Linked DNA regions of Homo sapiens: region 2 is linked to region 1. The links are chromatin loops, found by intact Hi-C in ENCODE. Cell type or tissue: B cell. All regions are shown on one strand. Links, peaks and the distances in the headings refer to the core of each region. The heading gives the core; the rest is flanking DNA. Region 1 overlaps CFAP299 (cilia and flagella associated protein 299). Region 2 overlaps CFAP299 (cilia and flagella associated protein 299).

The links. Peaks named below come from ENCODE experiments on the same cell type or tissue, not always from the same donor. Only the 100,000 strongest peaks of a DNase experiment are listed, where the experiment ranks them.
Region 2: it touches region 1 in a loop (2.6-fold over the local background); 1 of 110 quality-filtered maps calls a loop at or near these places.

What each region holds. Positions count from the first base shown.
Region 1 is chr4:80,576,633-80,588,054 of GRCh38, reverse strand. CFAP299 (cilia and flagella associated protein 299) reads right to left here. Exons shown (of 6, transcript NM_152770.3): 3 at 4,872-4,962. Among named protein-coding and RNA genes, the nearest start is that of CFAP299, 250 kb to the right of the region's middle. In B cell, for the core only: no CTCF peak of the experiment used is centred there; no DNase peak of the experiment used is centred there.
Region 2 is chr4:80,501,702-80,513,123 of GRCh38, reverse strand. The region is part of intron 2 of CFAP299 (cilia and flagella associated protein 299); the gene reads right to left. Among named protein-coding and RNA genes, the nearest start is that of CFAP299, 170 kb to the right of the region's middle. In B cell, for the core only: no CTCF peak of the experiment used is centred there; a DNase peak (open chromatin) is centred at 5,423.

The DNA.
Region 1 (11,422 bases), core at 3,883-7,882:
TGAAACCACATCTCTGCCTAGCTTCTTCCTCTATAGTATCATGCTTCCATCATGCCACAACAGGTTTTAGATGAGAGAACTTTCTCAATAAATCGCTTGCACTAAAATTGGCATCCTATGCTCTGCTTTTAGGGAACCTGACCTAACATAACACATGGTATTTATGCTTTATTGAACATCCATAATGCAGTAGCCTGCACTTTGGGAGGCCCAGGCAAGAGGATAACTTGAGCCCAGGTGTTCAAGACTAGCCTGGGCAAAATAGGGAAACCCTGTCCCTACAAATAATAAAAAAATTAGCTGGGTGTGGTGACACATGCTGGTAGTTTCAGCTTTTCAGGAGGCTGAGGTGGGAGGATACTTGAGCCCAGGAGATCTTGGCTGCAGTGAGCCATGATGGTACCACTGCGCTCCAACCTGGGCAACAGAGCAAGGCACTGTCTCAGAAAAGAAAAGAAAAAAAACCACCTACCAAGTTTTAGGCTTAGATGTGCTTTACACATTATATAATTTTATTCTATAAATATCTCAGCAGTGTGAAAATTATTATCCCCATACTTTGGGTGGGGAAACTCAGGCTGTGTTGAGTTGAGAAATGTGTCTTCAGCTTGTGATAAGTAGAAAATCCAAGATTCAAACTCAGATAAGATGACTCCATAACCTTCGCTCTTTCCTGCACTTCTCACTGCCTCTGTATCAAATTTTTATCCAGGAAATAAGGAAATTAAAGATCTATCCAGCTATAGTTTTTCTGGTGAAATAAATGTTGATATACATTTTCCCCCAAACGTTGATGTAATTTATTTAAAATGAGGGTAAGATTGTGTGAGTCATATAATTTCCATAAGGGTTTATTAGTGGACAAGCATGAATTCTATTAAAAAAGAAATAAACATCTGTATAATACCTTCATTTTCTTTAAAGGGAACATTTTATAAAAGTTGGAAAATAGGAAGGAGGGAAAAGATCATGTCAGCACAATGTTATTGGTCATATACAACGCAATCTTATGTTTCATAGAGATTTCAACACAGGAAATGGGTATATTAGGAACCACCTAATTCATAGGTTTTCCTGACCCAGGTACAGTGGTTTCTTTGAATGACTCTGAAGGAAAAGCTGTAGGCAATGTTTTTTTACTAGCTTCAATAATGCATATTTCAAAGCCAAAACTAGTCATCCATGTGACTGTTTACATAGTCAACATTCAGTGGGAAAATAAGTGTCAATGGGTCTCACTTTTCCCACCCCGAACAGCATGTGACCTCTCATTATAATCTTCATGAGTCTTTGATTAGAAAGGAAATGTTTTATTTTTTTTCACTCAACAAATCAGGGATTCTTAGTTTACTACCATTTGAAAAATAATTATCTCCTCTCCCAGCTGCTTGTTCACTAGAAAGAATTACATAATCCTATTATATTAGAAGCACTATAGGGAGGACCCATGTTCTATACATCTTTGTTTTTGGCAAATAGTAAAGCGGTTTGCACAGACTATAAGTTAAAATGGACAGTCGTTCCTACAACACTAAAAAAATCTATAGTGTTTCTTTAAAAAATATTCTGATAGCTATAATATCTTACATTGATCAACAATCTTTACATCTCTAATAAAATCTATAAGCAACTGTTTGTCTCAAAGAACTGTTTCAACTATCTTTTCTAAAGAGAAATTCAAATCCAATCAATGTTTTCCTTAAAGACTAGCAGCAAAAGTATTGCATATTTTCTATATCTATTTTATTCACAATTATAGCTTTAGCAGTTATAACACTCCTTTATTATAAAATTTATTATATATTAAATAGTTGTCATGTATCATACAGTGTGACAAATATTTAATCTATATTTTCAATAATAAATATTAAGATGAGGTTACTCTTTTAATTCCCACCTTACAAAGAAGGAAATTGTGGCTTAGAAAATACAGTAATGTCCTTTTGAAATCCATAATACTTGGTAGGCAGTGAGTCTGGAACTTCAGTCTAGTTACTGTCTACCTCAAAAATCTGTTTTTTAATCACTGAACTATACTAAATCCTCTAAAGCCAGGATTATATGTCTTTCCATTATTAAAATTATTATCAGCTGCTCACTCTCCACTGAATCCTACAAATCACTATTTCTTACATAAAAACAAGCACATGGTTTCCAGATTTTATCTCCTAAGTAATCACTCAATCTATCTTTATCTTCCCATTCATTCTGTCATTTATTTATCCCAGGCTTCTATTATGCATCTATTATGTATTGCCTGAACTGTTACAATGGCCTCTCAGTTGACCTCCCTGTCTTATATATCATTCCCTATCTCTATGGAGACACACTTATCCCCATATACTGCTGCCAGTGTACTCTTAAGTTGCATGTCTGATCACATTAACCATTTGTATACATTATTTTAAGGACATTCATCACCTTCATCTCAGTAGCTCTGTCCACACTACTGAGCACAGCAACATAGCCCTTAGACCTGGCTGTTGCCCATCTCTTTGGCTTCATTGCCTCCTCTCCCACATTTATTTGAGAATTATTTACCAAGTAAAATTGACCAGGGTTGGTGACCAAATGGATGTGAGATCTGATAAGTGGAAAAGGAAAAAAATAACTTAGTAATAGAGCAAATGTTGAGCATTTGAGGGATAGCAATATGGAGGTAAACTTTGGAGTAGAGTTCAGATCTTTTTCTCCAGCTTCTTAACATCTGAACATATTCTTTTGTCAAAAACAAATCAAATTCAGTATGTTCAAAATCAAACACATGATCTCTGTGCCCTACTTCTGATCTTTTAGTACACTACATTTCAGAGTGGCAGTACCATCTATCTATCTCCAAAGACTACCCTCTTTCTTTCTATCCCTTCCTTAACTATATCCTATCACAGCATCCTGCCAAATTTGCCTTCTAAATAGCTCTCAAATCATTTCTCTTCATCTGATTTTGCAGTGCATCTGCTGGCATCCGCTTTATCCTTTCTATAATTTATTCCCTATACTAAAGGCACACTGATGTTTTCTGTCTGAAAATCTGATTATATCATCCTCTACCCACTTTCACACAATCAGAGATTTTTATGTTTTTCCTCCATAGCACCTGTCACATTGCATTTTGGCTTTATTTCTATACAAATAATGATTATTTGATTATTCATTTTCTGCCCCAAACAACTGTAAGCTCCATAAGCACTTGCCACCCATTGTATCCCAAGCAGTTAGTACGATGCCTCATATAGAGCCACTTATCACTACCTGTTTAACGACTAAGTGAAAAAACATAATTAATAGATGAAAAAAAATCTAGGTTTCTGTTTTTGTAGCAGGAAACAGAATCAGTAGGCTCATGGGTTTTGTTGATTCACTAAGGGAAAATGTGTATAGTAGAAGAGATACAGGTCAACTGGAGGTATAAGATGATCCGCCCAAGAAAGAGATTGAGTTAAAAAGTCAGAAGAAAGTAGAAAAACTATAAGATAACTATATCACAGACACCAAGGAAGGAAATAAAACAGGTTGATCTGCTCTGTAAATACCTCAGAGTAGTCTGGAAAGAAATTGGAAATTATTGTCTCAAAATAATCCATTTTACCTCTCTAATTTTTAACTAGTATTTTCTTCAATTACCACATCTTGACCTCTAACATTTTCCTTAGTCTCTATCACATACATGAAATACTCTTAAGATGTACATCTTCATTAAAGCATCCTCTGCAATTCTACCATTCCTATTGCAACATTTCTGGAGATTAAATTATGTCCTAGTCTTAGCCTCGTTTAAATATTTAATTTCTATAACTTTTCCATTGACATTTCTGAGAAAATGCATTCGTAATAGCTCATATATTCATTCAGACTTTTCTGCTGTGATTACTAAAGCTGTCCAAAGTCTAGTCTCTGCCCATATTTCCATCCTCACCCTTTTAAAACCTCTGTCAGCCTACTTCCTACAAGAAATTTTCCCTTATTTTAAGTCGGGGTTAATTCTATTCTATTAACTAAACATGGTATGATTTTTTTCTCTCTCTGAACTACATTGAGGGTTTTGCCTGCATGTGATATTTTCAGTGGACCTGATAGTGGGAAAAACTCCAAATTTTTTATTGAGAAAATATTGGTAGAATAGATCTCCTTATATACATATTTTTCTGTTGCTCTAAATTTTTTATCACACTATTTCTGATTATTTTTCTGTAAGTCAGTCACTTACTACAGTTTTAGCATGAATATTTGCCTTTTCTATTAAATTTGATTTGGAACATGTTAAGACTTACAAAGACTGTTATCACAAATATCATATTAACAAAGTGTGAAAGTAAATCTTTATTCCAAATAATATTCGCATTCTCTACATATTTGATATAGCACACATTTTAATAAAGTAAAAGTATATTCTCCTTGGATCATTCAAAATAATAATGATAACACAGTTCTTCTACTACGTGATTTGTATCCCATCTTCCAAGGTAGGACTAAAAGGCAGACTATGGTACTATATTCTAGAAGTCACATAAAATCAGGGGACAAAACTTAGGGTCAGTGGGTGATGCAACTTGGGAGAATGTAAGAAGAGGTTAAGTTTAAAAGAAGCAGGAGGGTTTACCCAGGTTAAAGAACCATTCTGCCATGCATAGGCATTTTCTCTGCAATGAATGTTTAGAATCCTTTTTCTTTTTAACTATTTGGCTACTTCTAGAGATGTAAATGATAATTTTTAACTTTCTATGTATATTCCTATAATATATAATTAATAAAGAGGAATCATATTTTATATCTTGTAAATTACTTTAAGAAAGATATTTAATGTTACATTTTTTAATATTAATTGTGCATTTAGTGTATACATTTTAAGCTGTTGGATGAAATGTACTTACACTCAGTTTTCCACTGCGATTGTCTTCTTCTCTCATTGCCAGGGCCGTCAGAAAATTATCTTGTAGGTCTTTACCAGCACTTGTTAGCGTCCTGTAAAAGGCAGATCTTCAGTTATAATATATTAGATAACAAATATGTTTCCAACACTCTGGAGCCAACAACAATGCTTCTTTAAGTGACAATTTCCTTGCAACATGAAAACCATATAAATAAAATCATGATCTACTAGATTCCTCAATTTAATTGTATATAGTAATAGAGTCTTTATTTATAAACACTTGGAATCAAGCCTTTAAATAATATATCCATATCAAGACTCATGGCAGATATAATTTCATTTACATGCCCATTTCGTTCTTTTTTAACATATCATGAAAAGTCAACATGTTCGTATGGCTCACTTCTCACAAAAATTTTAAATTGCCTATAACTTTAGTACAGTTTATTAATTTAAGGAAATTAAAATACTAGACACCTATGCTATGCAGTTACTGGAGTAGAGCATTAATTTTAGCTCTATGAGTAGAGATAATCAAGGCAGGAAACGAAACTAGGTTGACCTATCTTTGTCAGATGAAAGGAAGCATCAAGAATTCAAAAAATATCATTCTCTGGAAATATATTTTAAAAGAAATGTATCACAAAGATCTCAATCAAGCAAAACTGAACCACATAATAGTGAGTTCAAGAGTGATTTGTGAAATAATACTATTTTCTTTATTTAGCAATTTCTTACATATTCCACAAACTTTTTCATTATGTGTCTGCTATGAACCAGTAACTGTATCAGGGCACAATGATGCACAAGACATAGTTCCTGCTCTCAAGTTGACTATGGTCTCATAGAGGTAAACAGATACATAAACCAGATATATAAACATAATGTCATACCATGTGATAACTGGAATAACAGAGATATAGACCGAGTATCAGAGGAGTTCATAAAAGAAGTATCTTATTCAATGAAAAGTCACTTAATCTCAAATTTAAAACCAATTATTCTTGAACTTAATGTTAAAACTTGAGATAGTATTAATCAGTTTGTGGGGTGGAAGGAGAGAGTTATCAGTAAATACAAAGGAATAAAGAAATTCAAATGTAAAATTGCAAGGCAATCGGGTAATGGCAAAACAGAGAGTAAACACAAGAATTGAGAGAGAAACCAGGTAATATTAATAGAAGTTAACATTATAATAAACATATTGTTATAAATATTTAGTAAGTCCAGATAGTAGAGTCTGGTCTTAGAACTCATTCTTACAACCCCTTTCAGGGAAGGTTTGTGTGCTCATGCTACCAGAAAGCGTTGAACCAAAAGGGTCTAATGCAAGGAAGCAAGATAATCAAATCTGTGTTTTAGAAACAGTATTCAGCAACTTTGAAAAAGGTAGCCTGTAGGAGAGCAACACTGCAGGGATTAATTAAGGGACTATCACAAACCTTTAGAAAGAGATGATGAATATCTGATTTAAAGAAGTGATGGTAAGGATAGGAAGGAAATGATAGATTTGGGAAATATTTAAGAGATAAAATACACCTAGTGATTGCTTTTTGCAAAGAGTTAAGGAGCAATTACTACTAGGTTAAATCATTGCAACCTACTGTTTATGTTATTGATCTAGAAATGTAGCTCTTTAAATTGATCATAACTTGTCTGCTTTTGCTTTTCTGGCTTTATCTTCCTCAGCTTGTCATATATATATATATATATATATATATATATATATATCTCACTTAATATCTATATATATATCACTTAATAATAAAAAACCTAAATATACATGGAAAATAACTACTAATTAGTACCAAAGGAGAGAATCAGATATTTGAGAATTTCTTTAATTCACTGTTCTGTCCAAAAGTGAGTGTTCCATGTTACGATATGTACTATGTACTATTTTAATATTAAATGTTTAAAACAGAAAAGTAATTTTGTCAGTTGCTTGTTTAGAAAATCTACATATTTTCTACTGCTCACAGGATAAGCTTCTAATCACTTATCCAGCTTCTACCTAATTTCCTGCTTATGGTCTGTTTTAAAAACCACAGTCTGTTGGAAATTCTCTGTGAAATTTGAACAGAGAATTCATTTTACAAGTACATAAATCAACAGTGGTTAGGTTATACTGTAGTAACCAATGGCCCAAATCTCAGTGGTTTAAAATTGCAAGAGATTACTTCTCAATAATAATATGCATAAATAGCAGGTTTACTGCGGCTCTTCATCTTGGGGGACTGAGACACTGATGAAACATCTTCTATCTGAACCATCTTTTGTTATTGTGCAGAGGAAAAAGAGAACATAGCCACACATTGTCTCTTAGAGCTTCTGCTTAAAAGTAACACATATAACTTCTACTCATATTTTCTCAGCCAAAGCAAGTGCTATGGCCAACCTTGAAATCAATGGGGTGAGAAAATACAATCCTGTCTAGGAATTTTTAGTAAATATTTGTGAACAGTAGCTCAGACACTCATAGCTTCCTATAGCATAACCAACAAAGGTTGAGACTAGATTGCTCAGAAAATAAGAGCAGGAAAGAAAAGAATTTCTGAGCAAATTCTGATAGTACAGAAAATTTGTTAACTTGGTTCACTGTAGTGTAACCAAGTAAAGGCTCTTTTGAGAATTAAAATCACTAATCCTAGCTTCAAAACCAAACCTTCCCCTACATACCCACAGAGCATCCTAAAAATTACAGTTGAAGGAAGGAAGTGTCAATAGATTTAGTCTTCTGTGACAGTTGTAGACATCTATTGCTTTTGCCTCCTAATATTGTTTCTTCCTTTTTATTGGCAACACAACCCTAACTTTCACTTGGGCAACAGTCTTTTCCACGCTCTTTGCCTTAGTAGAATCAAGGTACCCAATTACTTAGAACTCCCACCTCCCAAACCTCAGCTAATGAATACACCTCAAGCTTTGTCAATGTCATTTCACCTCATGAGAATGTAAATCTTTAACAGAGACACAAGAATGAAAGGTAGCTGAGTTATAGTGGCTACCCTTACTTCCTACTACAGTCTTATTCAACTTTGTCTTTGAATCTATGATAATCAGTGCTCTTCCAATTCCCTTTTTGATTTTGTTCATTAGAATTGGTTTCTGTTGCTCACAATAAAAACCTGTAATTGATACAATGACTATACAGTTAGGGTACTACAGAATTCCTAAGAGTTTCCACAAAATATGTCTACTTCCTACTCCCACTACCTTCCCAAGCATAGCTTATTTTGCTGTAAATTTTTAGAGCTTTACAGATAAAGTCCAATTTGATCATCAGCCCTGATCCCACAGCACAAAAGGTAATGATCACATCAGTTTTGCCTGTAGCCTTCAAGGTTTTTTAAATTATATATAGATATATGTCTACAATGTATCTATATATTTGTGTACTGATTAAAATATATATAGTATCATGTGGTCAGTTTTTCATTTTATTATATATTTTGCAACTTACTGTTTTATTGCTGTTGTTATAACTATTCCTGGAAGTGGATCTTTATGAAAGTTCCAAAGAAAATCAAAATTATCCCTGATCTATCAGATACAAAATGCCAGAAAAATAGATTTTTAGGCATCATTCACTAGTAAGGATGGGACTCTTAATATTTTGCTAAGCGTGACTCTCTTGCTAATGGCCGAGGTTTTCAGCAGATATCTGGGCTGGACAAGAAAATAAGGTAATAGGCAATAGAATTCTTACTGTCCCTGGACACTTAACTATGGCAGACACTGTTCCCCCTTCTTCCGTAACAATGAAAGCCCCTGTTTTCACTTGGGCATGTAGCAGCCTGGAATAAAGACCACATTTCTTAGTCTCTTTGCAGCTAGTTATGTTCATGTCACTAACTTTTGCACATTAAGAGCCAAGTGAAAATGATTTGCGCCTTCTAAGGCGTGTATTTAAAGTAGGGAAGGGTACTTTTTTTCTTGTAGCTAGAATGCAATATAATGACTGAAACTCCAACTGCCATCTTGGCCATAAGTTGGAGGCCACTATTATGGAGAAACAAAGAGAGGAGCAGGGTCCCTGATATTTCAGAATACCAACACAGCCTTGAGTGACACCAGCTGAACTTCTTGAATATGAGACTGAAAAGAATTTATATTTGCTTTCAGCCACTGTCATTTTGGGGTTTTCTGTTACTTTTTTACCCACCTAATCCAAAAAGATACTTGACCATTTGAAATTTGTTCACTTTTCTGGAAAAAGATGCTCTTGTGCGATTGGCTTGGTGATCAAATTGGAATTTAACCTTAGGTGAAATATTCTAAGAATTTCCCAGGAGACTGTATTACTTACATAACTAAAATGAATTTTCTAAGACAGTCATAGGTTAAGTCTATTAAATAATAGCACAAGATAATAAAAATTAAACTAAAATATAAGATGGAATATCAATCTTTAATTCCTACTCATTTATCAACTGTTTAGTCCAAACAACCACATTTTTCTGAACCTTGATTTCATGCTGTGCTAAATATATCTAGGCCCAATAGCAGATGTAAAACTTGTGGTCTAAAGCAATCATACTGTATCATTAACCAGCAAACATCATTAATATATAATTAGTCCAAGAAAATGACTATTATCCTGAAATATCCTAAGTTCATACTGTTCTTCTTTTATTATTATGCAAGTCTCGCATACATAGACTTACATCATTTCTTATAAACTCAATGAGGAAGATAAAAGTATTATATAAATTTGGGACAGAGAGGATAAGGATCTTTGGCTCCAAAGCTATCCGAAGCAGAGAAAAAAATGTTACATAATAATCCTTCTTATATTGTGCGACAGCTGAGAACCTGAAACTTCTTAGCAAGAGGAAATATTGGAAAAGAATGAAAGTTAATGCAGAGTGTGAGGTAAGGAATTCTTAAATCTTTAACATGCATTACTCTTATTTAACTAGGTTTATTTAACAGTCAGTGACCTAAGAAACCTTGCTTAAATAAATATTACAAAAGCAGTTACTTCCTCAAGAAGTGAAGTAGGTCTGTTTCAAAATCTTAGTGTTATAAGTTCTACAAAGGCAAATACTCCATCTTTATTGTTCATACTCCACTGCACTTTCAAAATGTGGTAAAAGTTATATGGATGAGTTAAATTTTACCAACCATGATTAATCAATAGCTAAAGCTATTTATATAATCCTACTTGAATGATTATAAACATATTATTAATCTTCAACAATTAGGTTACTGGTTTTATGATTTAAGTATGTTGTCTGTATATCATTATCACATAAACTGACATTATTAGCTTAACACTCAAAACGAATGAATAACAAAAGGAAAATAATTGGAAAACTGTTAAAGTAGAAACTTATTTTCAAGAGTTACTTTTTAAGAGTTTATTTTTTAAATAAATTCTTTCACTACATATTTGTGATATCAATTATTTTTTGGATTTTTAATGTATAACTGGAAGTGTTCTAACAAACAAAGTTTGATTAATCATTAAGATGTTTTCTAGGTCGGGCGTGATGGCTCATGCCTGTAATCCCAGCATTTTGCGAGGCCGAGGTGTGCAGATCACAAGGTCAATAGATGGAGACCATCCTGGCCAACATGCTGAAACCCTGTCTCTACTAAAAATACAAAAATTAGCTGGCGGTGGTGGCATGCACCTATAGTCCCAGGTACTCTGGAGGCTGAGGCAGGAGAATCGCTTGAACCTGGGAGGCAGAGGTTGCAGTGAACCAAGATCATACCACTGCACTCCAGCCTGGCAACAGAGCGAGACTCCGTCTCAAAAAAAAAAAAAAAAAAAAAAAATGTTTTCTAATAAGCAGTTTCTTAATAATCCCTAATTCAAATCTGGGATTAAATGTATTCTAACAGCAATACTTTTTAGCTATCGGGCACTGACTTTGTACTAGTCCCTATGCTAGACATTTTGCAAACAATTTTAATTATTTTCAAATAAACTCTAATAGGAAGTATATTTATAACTTCATTATAATCAGTTGGTATTCAGTTTTATTCTAGATTCACTAATTCTCAGGCTTTATTTCACTATAATGAAGGCTCACAATATATCAAAGCAGCATATCATAAACACTACATCATAATATTTTTACATTGTGAAAACAATGAGAATTCACTGGGGAGAAGGAACATAAATCAGTAGGGGTGTAGGAGAGTAGGAGGAGTGAGGTATGCAGACTTTATCTGGGGGTTCCCCTGGGAGTAATCAGAGTCGGCTGGTCTTGCAGTCTCTAAGGAAAGCTAATCAGCTATTATTGTCATTCCAGTCTAGACTGAAGTTCCATCAACTGTTCTGTTCAAAGGTAGATTTAATTTTTTTAAGCCAAAGAACTCCAATCTAGCCTATATTTCACATTTAGAGAATTTACATTCAACTCTTTCACACTTGTTTGAATATATAATGCAACCTCTCTGTGCCTTAGTTCCTTAAAATGTGTTGTATACTTAGTTTGGAAAAAATTAATGAAGAGCAAAGTGAAAAACAGTAGTTGAGTAAAAGTGTATTATACAAAATCTATAATGTTATCTTCTTAAAAAACAAACAAACACATC
Region 2 (11,422 bases), core at 3,323-7,322, 74 kb after region 1:
ACTGGGGCTATCTAAGCCACAGGCATATGGTCTTGCTAATATCAGGGGACCTGAGCATATATAATTCTTCCATAAATTTTTCTTTTAATGGAAATTCTGCAAAGTTAAAATGTGAATTCAATTTGGGTTACAGTTAGAAATATTATTGATCTGCATTTTATTCTATGCTTTTAACTAAATTACTTTAAAAACATGTTATTATATAATTTATTTTAATCATTATCATTAATCATTTATGTGAAGAAAAAGAGGGAAAGAGAAATATAGAGAAAGAGAGATACTATAAAAATGCCAAATATGGGACTACATGTAATATATATAATTGAAGTTAATCTTGCAGAGGGAAGTACAAAGCATTGTTTTCCTCAATATTATTATCACTTAATCATCTCTTTTTTGACATCCAAAGATGCTTTTTGCACCACAGCTCTAACATAATTTCTCTGCAGCAAGATAAGTCCCCACAGCTGGTAAATAGAGCTGCGATTTGAACCCAGGCATTGTGAGTTCCTGAGGTTCATATGTAACTCCTTTCCTCATCGCCTCACTATGAAGTGGCTCTAGTTATCCTATTAGGCAGCTCACACCTATTATATAGCTTATTCGCCAAAAGCCCTGATGACCACATCTTCAGTTGAATCCAAAATATAAGTCCTTAGGCTACCATTTAGAGTGGTTTTCCATATGTGCTTCATAAGCATGTTGCGGCATGAGTTATTTTGTAAAAGTTAGGTGCAATTTTTCTTTTACAAGACACTCTTAGCATCGGATGCTTTGTCACCTTCTCCCACTTGCTTCAGCTTAGTGGGAATCTAGGTAATCAATCAAGGAGATGGTTAATGGGAAAAGTTGTGACTGTTTCTTCTACACACACACATGCACACACACACACACACACACACTATGTAATATGTGTGCCTGCCATCACTACCAACCTAAAATAAGTGAAATTGATTTTTTACTATTTCCTCTTCCAAGACTGAACTTAATAGGCATTTTAATCTGATTTCGCACAAATAAAAGTGTTAAAAAGTGCTGAAAGAGTTGAACGACTTAATTTAATTTTTCCTAGTTACTGAAAGCATTTAAGGCGGGGGCCAGGAGACCCTTGTTTAAAAAAACTTATAAAAGTTGATTAATAATTTCCAAAACTCAAGAATTTTTAAAAGTTAATTTTTGGGTCTCTAAGAATCTCTCAGTATTTCATATGAAATCTTACTCCTAGTGTAGTAATTTCTGCAATGATCCTAAGATAATTTACCATTAAGTTAATATAACTTTAAAGAGAAGAGGGCCTGTTATTTTATGCTTGGTTTGGCTATAGTTATTGGCCATATCATTAAAAGATAAAAAGATTCACTCTAGTCAACCTTTAGGTCATATGATGGCCCTGGGGTCAGTAGCTTTATAAAATGCCACTATATGGTTTGTTTGAAGATTCTGGCCTTTAATAACATTCAAGGAAAAGAAGCACATCTTAAGTGTGTGTAATGGTCAACTTCATTATCACATTCATGGCCATTACCTTCATTGTTAGTAACTACTGACTTACAAAAAATATTAAAGTGTCAGTCATATTCATTTAAGTGAAAAAATATGAAAAACTCATTTTGAATACTTCAATATGTCATAGTTATGTTAAACTGTGATTATACTTCCTAATATAAAAGATTAGCCAAATTAAAGTATGTAGTGATTTTCTGCATTTCAGTAAATTTCATTTATAAATCATTAAATATAGCTGGATTGTACTAAAAAATAAATTGTTAGATGCTATGTGCATCTCCTGTATTTAATGTCAATAATAACAGTTACCAACATCTATACAAAGCTGTCTGTGTGTCCCCATTCTCATCTTTTCATATATACTTAGTTCATCTTTGTAATTACTGCATGAACTAGGTAGGTACTTTTAATATAGATAAGGGGAGGCATAAAGAAATTAAACAGATTGTTCAAGATCATATACAGATAGGGAAGCAGCAGGACTTGAACCCAGATAGTACAACTTCAGCATTCATGCTCCTAATCACCGCATTATATTGCTTCTTCAGTAAATAGGAACATTAAAATTAGACCAAAGTATTAATAAAAACTCCTATTGGATCTGAATAAGTTTCTTCTCAGAGAAATACCAAATTCATTCTCACTAGATGGCTAAAAGAAGCCAGAGGTTGGCCAGTCATCAGTTACCCATCAGAATAAAGTACTGAATATCCATTTTTCTAAGTCAATGCCAACTATGTCAGGAGGCTGGGGGCCAATGACAGGTCATTCAGAGTTTTGGATCTAACATTGTACATACTACAAATGATAAATAGTTGGGGTGATGTTCACTTGCAAGTCTTGAATATGGCTTTTGTTTCCACAGGTTTATTATCAAATCATATTTACAGATTCTTGAATAACCTTCTTACTTGGAAAGGGCATATATTGGTGTTATTTTAAGATCCCTGTACTAACTCATGACTGGCTTACACAGGAGTACCTAGAAGCAGAGGCTGGGTCAGGGATTCAGGTACTTGTGTACTGTTGCGGGAATGCTCAGAGGTGGAAAAGCAGTCAGTGTTGGGGACAGGGTAGGTCAGAGGACGACGCAAGAAAGGATGTGAGCTCAGCTATAGTCTATTTCAGTCTGATCTCAAGAGAGACTATGAGGTGTTTTGGAACACATATGGCTCCACAGAGGTGTGCCATCTTGAGGCAAGGAATCCACTTTTTACTTCTGTAACACCACAATTCTCTGGAGAAGAGCACCTGTAGGACAGGAGCAGCCAGCACTCACAGCAGCTAGAAGATGGGTGAACTGACTGGTCAAAGAAATCTGGATGAGTACCAATAGCATCCACTAAATCCTTCTTGTAAAGAAGATAGACAGATGACAATTAACTTGTAGTGCAATTTGGTATCATCATTCAGATAAGCGAAACATATTTTTTAAAAAGCATAATAACAAAGAGGAGGAAAGAACAAATCCTATATGAGGCAACTGGAAAAGGCTTCCCATATCATTTTGAGGATTCAGTGCAAAATGGAAATGTCAGGTGCCATGTTCAAATTATTAAGAATTTCAAGATGGTGACAGAGCATTAAACCAAGTATGGAGCCCTCTTCCAAGGTTAGGACTCTGCAATGACACAGGTTGCTTGTCCATGAAGCTGATACTGATGGTGAAGAATCTGTGAACAGTGAAGAACCCACAGGATCTTGGAGGAGAAAAACTAAAAACTGCAATATGCAACCTGCCAGAAAAAAAAAAAAAATCTGGCAGCAGTGCAGAAGATGGCCAGGCAATCAGTTTTGTGATAAACTCATGGTGTTTTCTAGGCAAGTTAGATGTCTCATCACTCATGTCAATGAAGCAAAATGTTCAATCTTCAAAAAGTATGGCCACTTTCTGTTGTAGATTAGTTAAAATCTGTAATAGTCAATTCTGTGTGAAGAAATAATAATTATATTTCCCTAATGAATAGTTTTCTTCAAATTATTTATGATCTGATAAATCCTGTTTCTAGTTACTATGTTTCAGAAATAAGCAATTTTATAAGAGTACAATATAGAGTTTCAATATTCACACTCAGAGGTCAAGATTCAAGAACTGAGTAAAGAAAACTAAAATGAATGGATATGACAACATATTCTTGACTACATGCCACATTCACATGTGAAGATAACAAAAGATTCTGGTATTTACTTAGCTTTCACTTTGGGCCCACATCATTTAATAGCAAAATATATGTTAAAATTTTGTTTCCTCTGTAAGCAGAGAACAGCTTAATTCCACCTTCTATACTCAAGCTTGCTCTAAAATATTTCCTCATGAATCAAAGATTTAATAATATATTTTAGCATGCTGTAAGCTAATAAAAGACTGCCATGCTATTATTTTTATAAGGTGTTTAAAACTAAAATTAAGTAATTTTGCATATTAACAGTGTATGTTCAAATTCTGTATTTAACTTATAAGAGCTATAGTTAGGCATCTGTGTTCAACCACACTATATCCTGTGGTTTAAACTTCTCTCTGCCCCTTCATTAGTAACCAAGACCAGCATGGAAACATCTGGGGTCAGGAAGTTATCTCTAGGATTTACATTTAGGAAAGGCTAAACTTCTAAAGCTGATCTTCAGCTCTAGAAGTCTATAGTTCTGAGCCAAAAAAGTGTTCTCCATCATATCTCATATTGCTCTGTTGGCAGTCTGTCATTTGGCCCGTTCTGGTGTCTGGAGAGCTGTGTTCCACAATACACCTGAAAACATTGATCAGGCTGGGTGGTGTGGCTCATGCCTGCAATCCCAGCACTTTGAGAAGCCAAGTCAGGAGGATTGCTTGAGCCTAGGATTTCAAGACCAGTCTGGACATTATGGTGGGACCTGGTCTCTGCAAGAAATTTTAAAACAGCCAGGAGTGGTGGTGCACTCCTGGAGTCCCAGCTACTGGGGAGGCCAAGTTGAGAGAATCACTTAAGCCTGGAAGGTCAAGGCCGCAGTGAGCCATGATCACACCACTGCACTCCAGCCTGGGCAACAAATCAAGACTCTGCCTCAGTTTACCTTAGGTGATCAGTTTGGCTGATTACAGCTGAAAAAGTGAGGAGAATCTGAAAATAATAACAATTTAAAAGAGAGATAAGGCCATTAGGAGGATAATACAACTCAATGCTTCTTATAGCAAGTTTCTTTCTTATTTTAATACATTGGAGAGAAAACATACCAAAACACAAAAATTATTTATATGGGAGCAATCCATCCCACAGAGTTGGTTGTAAATTCGGGAAAAAAAGAGAAAACTATCTGTTTCCACCACATTATAGAAAATAATTCTGTATAGCACAATTTTATCATTGAACAGTATCATTTCACAACCCCTCTCCATGAAGCAATTTATTGCAGAGTGGTCAGTTTATTTAGACATTAAAATTTAAAAATCAAAAACATAGCAGATTTCGGAAGATAAGGAAATGAGTGAAAAAGAATTAAGTCCATACTAACTGCTTCTCCCTAGAGAAATAACACCTTTTCAGTAAAATCTAAATATAGGTTTTTCTTTTATTTTGCTTTTCTCCTAGGGTACAGTAGACATGACATACCTTTTAAGGTCTCAATTATGGATTATCCCTGTATAACAGCTAAGACCAATTTTAAAAATATATCAAGCTAGTATAATTAAAGTTATTTTGGGTCTGACTAATTACAGTGTATAGTATGAAGATAAAACTGTTATTGTGTCATCTGTCTTTACATAGGAATCAGTTATAATTTATTATTTTTAAGTGAAAGAAACAACATAAATCCCCAATGAGTGGAGCTTCTAGGACCCAAGCATCTCTCCCCAAGGTTCCTGAGCCTTGCCACTTGGCAGCTGTAGTGTATTCAGGGTGTAAGAGCATCAAACTGGGGGCTTGTGGAAAAGGAAAGCAGAAGTGAGATTGCTCAGATCCACGTGTTCTAGGTAGGAGATGTAATTAGACCACAGCAGTAGCTGTGAAAACAGGGAGCTGTCAATGGAGTTGGCATCTCTTTTTGAGGTGGAAGCAGCATGATTTGATGATAGATTAGATTTCAATTAAAATTGAATCTTCCAAAGACTTATAAAAGATCCAAGAAAGCAATGCTTCTAAACCTAGTCTTATAAAATTAATGTGACACTCCAAATGTATCACTTTGAAAAGTTGCCTCAACTCTTTCATATTATATTCTCTTATATCTTTATAAAGGCACCCAAATACACTAACAATAGTTTAAAATAAGTATTATCAGGACCTACCCTAGGAACAGATGGAGTAGTAAGACCATGTGACGCCCCCATAGAATGTTCTTATCACTACTGTCCAGGGCTTGTCACTCTGAAATGTCACTGTTACCAGTGCCTTCAGGCATCTCTGGCAATATGATGAATTGAGATTATATGGACAGCTCCCTTTCCCAACCACCCACCTGCAATCTCTTACATGCTTACTATAAGAAATAAGCCTCCATGAGAGTATGAGCAGCCATAAGAAACAGGAGAATCAGCATTTCTAGGGCTGTAAATAATAGAACAACTTGAAATTGGGTTTAAAATGATTAAGAAATTGCTTCCTTTAAACTTGAAGTAAATTCACTTCTCTATTAAAATGCAAACAACCCTGGAAAGTATAATACTTTATATCTAAAAATTTAAAATATTGTTAGATAGACTTTAGTTCATAGAACTGAATTAATGACCATGGACCGCATGATCAGCTTTTTTGTTTTCTTTATTCATATTATATTGAATCTCCATAAACTTAACTAACCTTACAACTAGAACACTGACAATAACTCACACCTATCTCTCTGTTATTCTCTTATCCCATTGCCATCAATTTGCTTTTCAGATCATTCAGAGTTGAAGTTTATGAGAGTGGGATAAAGAATTAGCTATCTGAGATTAGGAGCTGAGATGTTTTGAAGGATAATAAAGGAAAAATAGGAGCACAAAGACAAATTTTTTCTACTTCAGAATTCAGTTAAGGGCTTCTTGCATACTTTACATCAACATATCAGTCAACATATGGACAACTAATTAAAATGACAGAAAAATTAAAGTTTATTCCCCAAATTTTCTTTTTCTGAAAAATCATGAGTAGAAATTAAAGCAAGGTTGGTAGCACAAATTTCACTCAAAGCATTTCTTAGAAATAATAAACCACAGACTTTCATGTAGCTAGTCTAACTTCAATTAGATTCCCCCTGACAAATGCACTATCTCAACTAATTATAATCTTTGCATGCACGCAACTCCTACTGCTTCCAGTAATAACAACCATATGAATATAAAATATAAGATTTCCCACATCCAGCCATCTTTTTATATAGATATCTGTTTCAAATAGTCCTGGATTTACTATAACCAAAACTTTTTAAAATGAGAACCAATACTAAGATATACCTAACCAACATAACTCAGTCTGGAGATTTATGAGTGACCATGTTTTACATTTAAAGTTGGAAGTCATTAAAATATCATTTTTATCACTTACATCAAAATGTCATCTCCCACACTAATCCAGAAAAAAAGGGACAAAATAAGCACGTTCAAATTAATCTGGGAACATAAATTGCCAGTTATTATTTTTATATATATATTTATATATATTTACACGCACACACGTGTGTGTGTGTACACATTAGAAACAGAGTCTCTCTGTGTTGCCCAGACTACAGCGTAATTGCTATTTATAGCCATAATCATAGAGCACTGCAGCCTCCAGCTCCTGACCTCAAGAAATCCTCCTGCCTCGGCCACCCAAGTAGGTGGGTCTACAGGTGCACACCACTCCGCTCTGTTTAGCTAAGCATTTTTTATTAAGAACACAAAGGGAGGGCTCATGAGATTTCTTTATGAGGCAATTAAAAAAATTCTTCATTATATACTATATACATCAACCCTTTGCATAAAGTCTCTTCCAACATTTCCTATTAGAGAGGAGCTATTTTAAGTTCACACATACAACTATACAGGCTAGTTCTTTGGTGGGTACCTTTCCAGTATTGCTTAGTATTCAAGTGTCTTGCCTGAAAAAATACAGGGTGGTTGAACCTATTTTGATTGCTATTCATAACAATGTTTACATTTTATAGAAGAGCATCTATAATTTTCTACAATAGTCCTTTTTTCAGTTGTTATGTCAAAACAAATACAACTGGCATGAGAGAAGGGGATAAAATTTTATGCCATTGTCTTGTAATAATAAGACACCATTTCCTATATCAATTAGCACCTACACAAGTAAATTAATGGAAAAAAAGAACAGTACTTTAAAATGTACCAAGTTAGTTCCTTTTTCAGAAAAGAACTGGATTTAATTTTGGTCACTACACAAACAATTTAGTGTACAGTTCAATATTCCTTAAGGAGTATCAAGTAAATCAGTACCTAATCTATTGCTGCCCCAGAAGATTTGTAACACAGGTAAAGTGTATGTTCATCCCCCCTATTTTATATGTATCATTTATATATATATCAATATATAAGATTTCCCACATCCAGCCATCTTTTTATATAGATATCTGTTATATCTGTCATATATAGATATATACCAATATATAAATGATATATAAATGATTTATTGACATATAAATGATATATAAAATGATTTTATATATCAATATATAAATGATATATATAAAATGGGGGATGAACATATACTCTACCTGTTTTACAATTTATATCATTTATCAATTAATATATATATCATATATATGATACATATAAAATAGGGGGATGAATATATACTCTACCTGTTTTTATTAAATATATAAAATATATATAATATATTTTCCTTCCTCATCTTCCACTTCACTCTGGGTCCTCTTAGGCCTTGGTAACCACATGCTACCATCTTCTCAACCCATATACCCTTAACCTCACTACAAATGCCACATAATCGCTCACTTCTACAGTGTTTTTTTTAATCCCCCATTCTTGAAACCTGAGAAAACCCCAAATCCTAGAACCAAGATCTTAATAAACAAACTAAAATAGTATAACGTGTTGCCTCTCCAGTACTGCACACATTTTAAAAGGGAAGCTTCATTTTTTTTCTCCCGAGGAAATTTTTAAAAAGAATTCATTGCATTCTTTCAAAGGAAAATATATATATATATATATATATATATATATATATATATATATATGTGAGATTTTAAGCAAAATTTCAGTAAAAATTAAAAGTAAGTAAAGTACAGAAGTTAAAAAGAAGTAAACAATAAAATTGAAGAAAAATCCCAGGCAAGAAAGCCTCTTCACCACATGGCAGCTCTCTTATTTGTGTACTTTTAAGGCTTTCCATAGGTATGAGCACCAGCAAGCACCTCTCAGCCTTTCCTGGAGCCAGAATATATCCACACTGGCATCTTTCCCTCATGCTTACCAGGCTCTCTCTACCACCAACTTCATATCCACTTAGACATCTCCGCTCAGAACACTGGTCACTCCCTCAGGAAAGCCATTCATAACCTCCCAAACCAAGCCGATCTCCTCCCCATAATAAGCATGAGACATGCCATATACCACCCTTTTAAGCACTAGACACAGTTTGGATTATACATCTATTTGCTTGATTATTTAATTAAAGTACCATCCTATAAAATTCACAAAGGAATGAATCATGTTTCTTTGCTCATAAATTCATCTCTACCTCCTACAATTGTGTCTGGCACAGAATAGATGCTCAATAAATTACATGCTGGATAAATGAATGGTTTTGATGCATAATAGGAAATGCCACCCCATCAACTAACTAAAGACTGAACATTAATGTTTTGGCATCCCTTTTAACTCAATCTTACAAATATAAATTATTTCATTTACTTGGTGGCAAGCACAAAGGTGAGTAAGGTAACCTCTGCTCTCAAGGGGCTGATAGCCTGAAAATGGTGGAAGATATATAATTTAAAATGTGACTGCAACAACTGTTAATACAACTGACTGCTTAATATATATTAGCCACCGTTCTAGGCCTTTTGACCCTTACAACAACCCTATGATGGAGGTACTAGCATTAACTTGTACAGGATCACACAGGTTATATATGGAGGAATCAGGATTCTGATTCCAGTTGATCTGTGCCCGCAGCCATTATTCTTAGCATCAATACAACACTGCCTCTCCTGAGAATAAGAACATTATACAGCCTCATAAAAAGTTCTATGAAAATTCAGTATGTGGGAAACTTGCAAAAGAAAAACAATATTTTATTGGGCTTTGGATATTGGGTAAGAGATGCTCACCAGTAAAAAAATAGAGGAGGAAGACAATCCAGGCAAAGAGAATAGAAGACAACAAATCAGAGTCTTGAATATGCACTTATAATATATGTACCAAAATAGGTGCCAAACACCAGATCAGAGGGAGTGCTAAAAATCAGATAAAAATTAAATTAAGGCCAGGTGAAAGACTTTGAATCCTAGGTGAAAGTGTTTTAAGTTTATTTTTAGATGATGAGATAGCACTGAAAGATTTTAATCAAGTATTGGTTTTATTAGAATGATGTTTGACAAGTTCAGTTTAGGCAGACTGCAGGAACCTTGCTTGCTCTTCTGCCTCTCGATAACATTATTTCCACCACTGCCTTCAATTTCCACCTCAAGTATCAGCTCCTTAGGGAAGTCTTATCTAACCATGTCTCACCAACTTACTCAGACTCATCCTTTTAGTTTCTTATTTTCATAGTTCTCCTGGAGTTTTATTCTAACAGCTATCACAGCTTGCAATTATGTTCATGGGTAAACCAGAGTCCTGAGATAAGAAAGAGTTTGATTTCACATAAAATGGGAAGTTATCAATAGTTGAAGCCATAGTAATAAATGAGATAAACCAAGAATAACTTGTCAAGTGAAAGACAAAGAAGTGGACGAGAAATACCAGTAGAATACCATCACAGTGAGTTTAGGCAGAAGCAGATCCAGGGGAAATAGCCAAAAAAAGAATCCACGGAAGCAGACAGAAAACCAAGAAAGAGGTGTTCACATGGTAGGCAGGAGCTGTGATAATATCAAGGAGATATTGGTCTTAAGTGACAAATGCTATACAGAAATCAGATAAGAGGAAGAAAAAAACAGCAATAGATTTGTTTTTTTCCAGAATAACTCTTACTTACCATTTCTTATTTGCCTGTTTCTATCTAGAAAAGAGAAAAGAACCACCTGAGTAAAGGAAATCTGCAACTTGAACTCACTAAATAAGTTGGTATGTGGTGCAAAACTCAAGTCAATAACTTTAAAATTGACTTGCTCTTCATGGCATTAATGTAAACTGATGGGCAAGGTGGCCCTGCCTACAGCTTTGATTTTCAATACAAGATAAAAATCATTGCCATTGGTGATTTTTATCTCATATCATCAAAGGACAAAGCATAATACTTGATTTTCCCCTTTATTTAAGAAATCATCTGCTAAACTGATACCTGCAAAATCTCAAAACAATTTTTAAATTCTGATAAAATTAGATTCTGATCCACAGTGGTCTTGAATATAATTGTGGTTTGCCAACACTGCACAAATATGACTCATTTATCCAGCACTAAGCATTTCATAATATAAAAATAGTAGGAAGGGAATTACATTACAACATTTTATAAAAGTAATCATCCGTAACTAAGAATAATTAATAATAGACAACCCAAAACAAGAAAGAATTTCAAATTATTTACCATAAGCTAAAATATTGGGCAGTTGGGTAGAATTGAGCAGAAACAAGAAACATAAATAGAGCCTTAGCAAAATGATCAGACTAATTAAAATACATCCTGAAGAATAAAAGAAAAGAGACTTTTCAAAAGTACTATACTTTGTATGCTTTGTTTTCCCTATTATAATGTTTACAAGAAAAAGTAAAGGTGACAAATTTTCTATCAAAAATGGTGACATCTTTGAATACTGTAGAAACTTTTTTCTG